Linked DNA regions of Homo sapiens: region 1 is linked to region 2. Evidence: chromatin contacts called from ENCODE POLR2A ChIA-PET data. All regions are on one chromosome and are shown on one strand. The core of a region is the stretch at or near the end of the contact, and the rest is flanking DNA. Distances in the headings are between cores, read along the strand shown.

Evidence for each region. ChIA-PET counts read pairs that join two places held with the same protein, here RNA polymerase II (POLR2A).
Region 1: POLR2A ChIA-PET joins it to region 2 with 10 read pairs in A549. The contact joins the promoter of TIRAP-AS1 here to the promoter of TTC36 in region 2. POLR2A ChIA-PET finds 5 or more read pairs at or near these places in 2 of 52 experiments (A549 and CD4-positive, alpha-beta T cell).

What each region holds. Positions count from the first base shown.
Region 1 is chr11:126,302,996-126,305,695 of GRCh38, forward strand. It overlaps TIRAP-AS1 (TIRAP antisense RNA 1), which reads right to left and starts at 1,327. Exons shown (of 2, transcript NR_187388.1): 1 at 1,193-1,327. DCPS (decapping enzyme, scavenger) reads left to right here and starts at 1,065. Exons shown (of 6, transcript NM_014026.6): 1 at 1,065-1,286. The coding sequence starts at 1,086. RefSeq lists a silencer at 1,023-1,152.
Region 2 is chr11:118,526,024-118,528,723 of GRCh38, forward strand. TTC36 (tetratricopeptide repeat domain 36) reads left to right here and starts at 1,451. Exons shown (of 3, transcript NM_001080441.4): 1 at 1,451-1,589; 2 at 2,580-2,700. The coding sequence starts at 1,472. KMT2A (lysine methyltransferase 2A) reads left to right here. Exons shown (of 36, transcript NM_001197104.2): 36 at 1-809. All of the region lies in intron 1 of TTC36-AS1 (TTC36 and KMT2A antisense RNA 1), which reads right to left.

The DNA.
Region 1 (2,700 bases), core at 77-2,576, 7.8 Mb after region 2:
GATTTTCCTGCCTCAGCCTCCCGAGTAGCTGGGACTACAGGCGCGGGCCACCACGCCCGGGTAATTTTTGTATTTTTAGTAGAGACGGGGTTTCACCATGTTGGCCAGGATGGTCTCGGTATCTTAACCTCGTGATCCGTCCACCTCGACCTCTCGAAGTGCTGGAATTACAGGCGTGAGCCACCGCGCCTGTCCGTAAGTACCAACTCTTCACAAAATTTAGATCTGTTAAATAACACCAGTGAAAAACGGGCTAACCAGAAACAATGGTCACCAAAGAAACCCTCAACAGCAGAAGTTACAAGTAATAATTTTATATGGCAAAAAAAAAAAAAAAAAAAAAAAAAAAGAGAAACGAAACCCTGGGAGACGAATCATACTGCAAATCATATCCCTGGGTAGCAGGGCAGAAATACAGGTAAACAAAATAGAGAGGAGGGGGATGCCTCTAGCCCGGAAATAAGTGGGTGGTGGAGATGGTTCTTCTGGCCATATTCGTTTACCTTTTTTGTCAGCAGAAAAGTACTGAGTCTACAAAGTAAAAAACTGACCACGATGAAAATTTCTGCAAAGTAATTAAAATGGGAGAAAAATGGAAATGGCTTAAATACTCGGTATAAAAAATCGACCAAGGAATCAAATGGGCTCACGGATTTGCGTCAGAAACGTTGCTTCCCCGATAATTGGTCAACGTCGGTGTAACTATGATTAAAATGTCAGTATTCAAACAAGGGCTCCAACACTACCGTGGCCCAAGGGCGTCTTCGGCTCCCACCCCGGGGCGTGGGCCTGGGGGTCCCTCTTCACTGCGCAGCCACCTCTAGCCCGCCGCTTTCGGGACTCTCAGCCTTCTTTTCCCTTCCCTGAGGGCCGGCCGGCACCACAACGGGGCCAAAGGCAGTAACTCGGTTGAAAGGCGCGCCCTGGGACAGGTCAGCGGGCTCCGCCATGCGCGGCACGCATCCCGCAGGAGCGGGTGCCAGAGCAGGGTAGGCCGGGAGTTAGCAGCCCAGCCAGGCCGCTGGACTCGGGCTAGGGGCGGGGCCAGCGCAGGGGGCGCAGGCGCACACCGCCTCCGCGGCAGCATGGCGGACGCAGCTCCTCAACTAGGCAAGAGGAAGCGCGAATTGGACGTGGAGGAGGCCCACGCCGCCAGCACAGAGGAAAAGGAGGCAGGAGTTGGAAATGGTACCTGTGCTCCTGTCCGCTTACCGTTCTCCGGCTTCAGACTGCAGAAGGTGCTGAGGGAGTCTGCGCGGGACAAAATCATTTTCCTACACGGGAAGGTACCAGGAGGCAACCCTGAGGTGGGATGCGGGAAGCAGTGAACCAATCATCGCCTCGGAGGCAGATTTTTTTTTTTCGGATCTCGGCTGGAAAATACCAATCATTATCACTCCGGGGAGGCGGGAGTGCGCCACTAGAATGCATAGAGGGGCGGTGAAAGGCGGCAAGATTGCCTTTGAAATTAAGGCAATGAACACATCTAGCTCTAATTTTTCTAATGTCTCCACTAGAAATATCTACTGGGAGAGTGCATTGCAGATTAAAGATCACATGTTACATTCCCCAAGCCATTCATCATCCATTTATGTATACAGGGACTAGGAACCCAGTCAATGTTAGATGTCTCGCTCATCCCTGTCCGTGGAAACGACATGAGACTGTAGGAGATGTGATCTCTGCCTTACGCGACTTCAGCCGTAACAGGAGAACAATATATTATAATTGTTAATTCAGTTCTACGCACGCACTTTCATGCATGCCAGACACTAAACTAGGTACTGGGGATGTGGAGACGAAAGTTACCATCCCTGATCTTCAGGACTACGGAATATTTCTGGCGAGACAGATACACACAGCTTGCTCCAATACCAACGTGCTCAGCAATCTGGCAGGGGCTGAGGAGAGATGGAGACCATTCCAGGAACTAGTGAGGAGGCCTAGCCAGAGCAGATATGGGGGTTCCCCAGAAACTAGTGAGGAGGCCTAGCCAGGGCAGATAAGGGGGTTCCCTAGAACTACTAGCAGGAACTCTCACCTTTGGGAGGATCAGGGAACCTTGGCCTAGGCTTCCATGCCTCTGTGTGTATCTGGTTTTTAAATTTTTATTTATTTATTTATTTATTTTTGAGACGGAGTCTCTCCTCTCTGTCACCCAGGCTAGAGTGCAGTGATGTGATCTCGGCTCACTGCAACCTCTGCCTCCCGAGTTCAAGCTATTCTACCTGCCTCAGCCTGCCCAATAGCTGGGATTACAGGCCCCCGCCACCATGCCCAGCTAATTTTTGTATTTTTAGTAGAGATGGGGGTTTCACCATGTTGGCCAGGCTGGTCTCGAACTCCTGACCTCAGGTGATCCGCCTGCCTCTGCCTCCCAAAGTGCTGGGATTACAGGCGTGAGCCACCGCACCCGCCTTTTTTTTTTTTTTTTTTTTTTTTGAGATGGAGTTTCACTCTTCTTGTCCAGGCTGGAGTGCAATGGCACTATCTTGGCTCACTGCAACCTCCACTTTCTGGATTCAAGTGATTCTCCTGCCTCAGCCTCCCAAGTAGCTGGGATTACAGGCATCTGCCACCATGCCCAGCTAATTTTCGTATTTTTAGTAGAGACAGGGTTTCACCATGTTGGCCAGGCTGGTCTTGAACTCCTGACCTCAGGTGATCCACCCACCTCTGCCTCCCAAAGTGCTGGGATTA
Region 2 (2,700 bases), core at 201-2,700:
CAAAGCCTAGTTCAGTCCATGGCTTTTAATTCTCTTAACACTATAGATAAGGATTGTGTTACAGTTGCTAGTAGCGGCAGGAAGATGTCAGGCTCACTTTCCTCTGATTCCCGAAATGGGGGGAACCTCTAACCATAAAGGAATGGTAGAACAGTCCATTCCTCGGATCAGAGAAAAATGCAGACATGGTGTCACCTGGATTTTTTTCTGCCCATGAATGTTGCCAGTCAGTACCTGTCCTCCTTGTTTCTCTATTTTTGGTTATGAATGTTGGGGTTACCACCTGCATTTAGGGGAAAATTGTGTTCTGTGCTTTCCTGGTATCTTGTTCCGAGGTACTCTAGTTCTGTCTTTCAACCAAGAAAATAGAATTGTGGTGTTTCTTTTATTGAACTTTTAACAGTCTCTTTAGTAAATACAGGTAGTTGAATAATTGTTTCAAGAGCTCAACAGATGACAAGCTTCTTTTCTAGAAATAAGACATTTTTTGACAACTTTATCATGTATAACAGATCTGTTTTTTTTCCTTGTGTTCTTCCAAGCTTCTGGTTAGAGAAAAAGAGAAAAAAAAAAAAGGAAAATGTGTCTAAAGTCCATCAGTGTTAACTCCCTGTGACAGGGATGAAGGAAAATACTTTAATAGTTCAAAAAATAATAATGCTGAAAGCTCTCTACGAAAGACTGAATGTAAAAGTAAAAAGTGTACATAGTTGTAAAAAAAAGGAGTTTTTAAACATGTTTATTTTCTATGCACTTTTTTTTATTTAAGTGATAGTTTAATTAATAAACATGTCAAGTTTATTGCTGCACATGGTTAAGCTTCCTTTTGGCTTTGGTTGGAGAGGGTGGAGAAAAGCGGGAGGGGCATGGCCTGTGACCTGGTCACAAAGTACCTTCCACAGTCCTTTACTTTAAGGTGGCATCACTAAATTATTCCCTGTAGCCCACCTTCAGGTCCACTCCACACTGGCTCTCTTGACTATTTTCTTCCTTTATTCATCAGTGATGTATGTTCAGGACCTAATTAATTGTGGATATGAGGCAGGGTCAAGAGGACAAAGGAACAGGGCCTTTACCTTCTACATAGCTCCCCTGTTTCATCCAAGGAGGTTAAGTATTGATTTTTATCGGTTTTCTCAACTGTGAATATAATAAACTGAAAGCATTTCAGGGAGAAGCTGGAGAACACCTTCTCTAGCTGCACTCCACCTTAAGGCTGAAGCTGGATTTGTTTACTGTTTCTCCTGGGGGCAGGGGCAGTTGAGAAATAACCAAGTAGTCTGCCAAGCCAGGGTCAACCCTCCAGGCCACAGGTTGAGCAAATGCTACAGCCATGGACAGGGAGACACTCCTCACGAAGGGGTGGTCCTCATCCTTTCAGATCAACTTCCTGCTGGAGGCTCCACCCTCACCACGTCCCTCCCTCTTCTCTCATCTGGAGTCACCTTTTGGGATTTTGGAGTTGAGCACCATGGGGACTCCAAATGATCAGGCAGTGCTGCAGGCCATCTTCAACCCTGACACCCCATTTGGAGACATTGTTGGATTGGACCTCGGAGAGGAAGCAGAAAAGGAAGAACGAGAAGAAGGTGGGCATTTGATCTGGAGTGTAGCTCTGCACATAGGCTGGCCTGCTGGCCTCCCGAGGTAGCAGAGAGGGAGGTGGTTTTATAAGGCCCCTTGTTCCATGATTATGATTGAGATTGGAATCAGAGAGGTTGGCTGCTCCTTAGCGCACTGATGGGGGTTTGGTAAGAGATGTCCTGCCAAGAGGAGTAAGCTGGGGTTTGTCTCTCGATCCATCAGCTCTCATGCCTCTGAACTTACCACTTAATTGACTGTATGATCCAAGCTTAACTGCCAGGTGATGTTAAACTCTCACATTTTTGTCATAACAGAGAATACCACCACCAGAACAGAAGACTGAAATAAGGCAGGGCATGGTTGCTCAGTTGAGTGGTTCCAATATAGCAAGCACAACCAGTAACCGTTAAACACTGTCACAAGCCAAGCTCCAAACTAACTCTTCCGCAGTGAGTGCGTTCACTGGCTTTTCCATTAATCCCTAATGAAGGAGTTTTTGATCCTTTGTTTCTAGAGGAGTAAAGCCTACACCTTACTAACTCAGGCCGAAACACAGAGGGATACGTCAGAAGTGATGTTCATGATCTGGGAATGTCATGGTGGCCTTTGCATAAGAGGCGGTGTAGTAGAGTAAAATGCAGACAGGAGCCAGAATGACCTGGGTTCAAATCCAAGCTCTGCAACGTATGGCCTGTTGAGGCCATACACAAAGAACTTGAGCAACTTCTTTAACAGATTGAGGAGTCTGGGCTTCATTCTCTTGGCAATGGGGAACCAACCAAGGCCCCTTCCCAGGTCTCTTGGAACTCAGGCAATGCTAGCTCCCAGCCTTAGTGACCTCATCTCCCCCTACCCCAAACACTGCAACTGACCCCTGCTGTGACCCATACCCAGTCAGCTCTGGCTCAGATCTCAGAATTCCAAAGCCTGAGGTGGCTTTTTCTTCTTGCTACCAACTGCACACCTGGCTTCTCCTGGCTCCTTCCCTGGCCCAGATGAAGTTTTCCCTCAAGCACAGCTGGAACAGTCCAAGGCCCTGGAGCTGCAGGGGGTGATGGCAGCAGAGGCTGGGGACCTCAGCACAGCCCTGGAGAGGTTTGGCCAAGCCATCTGCCT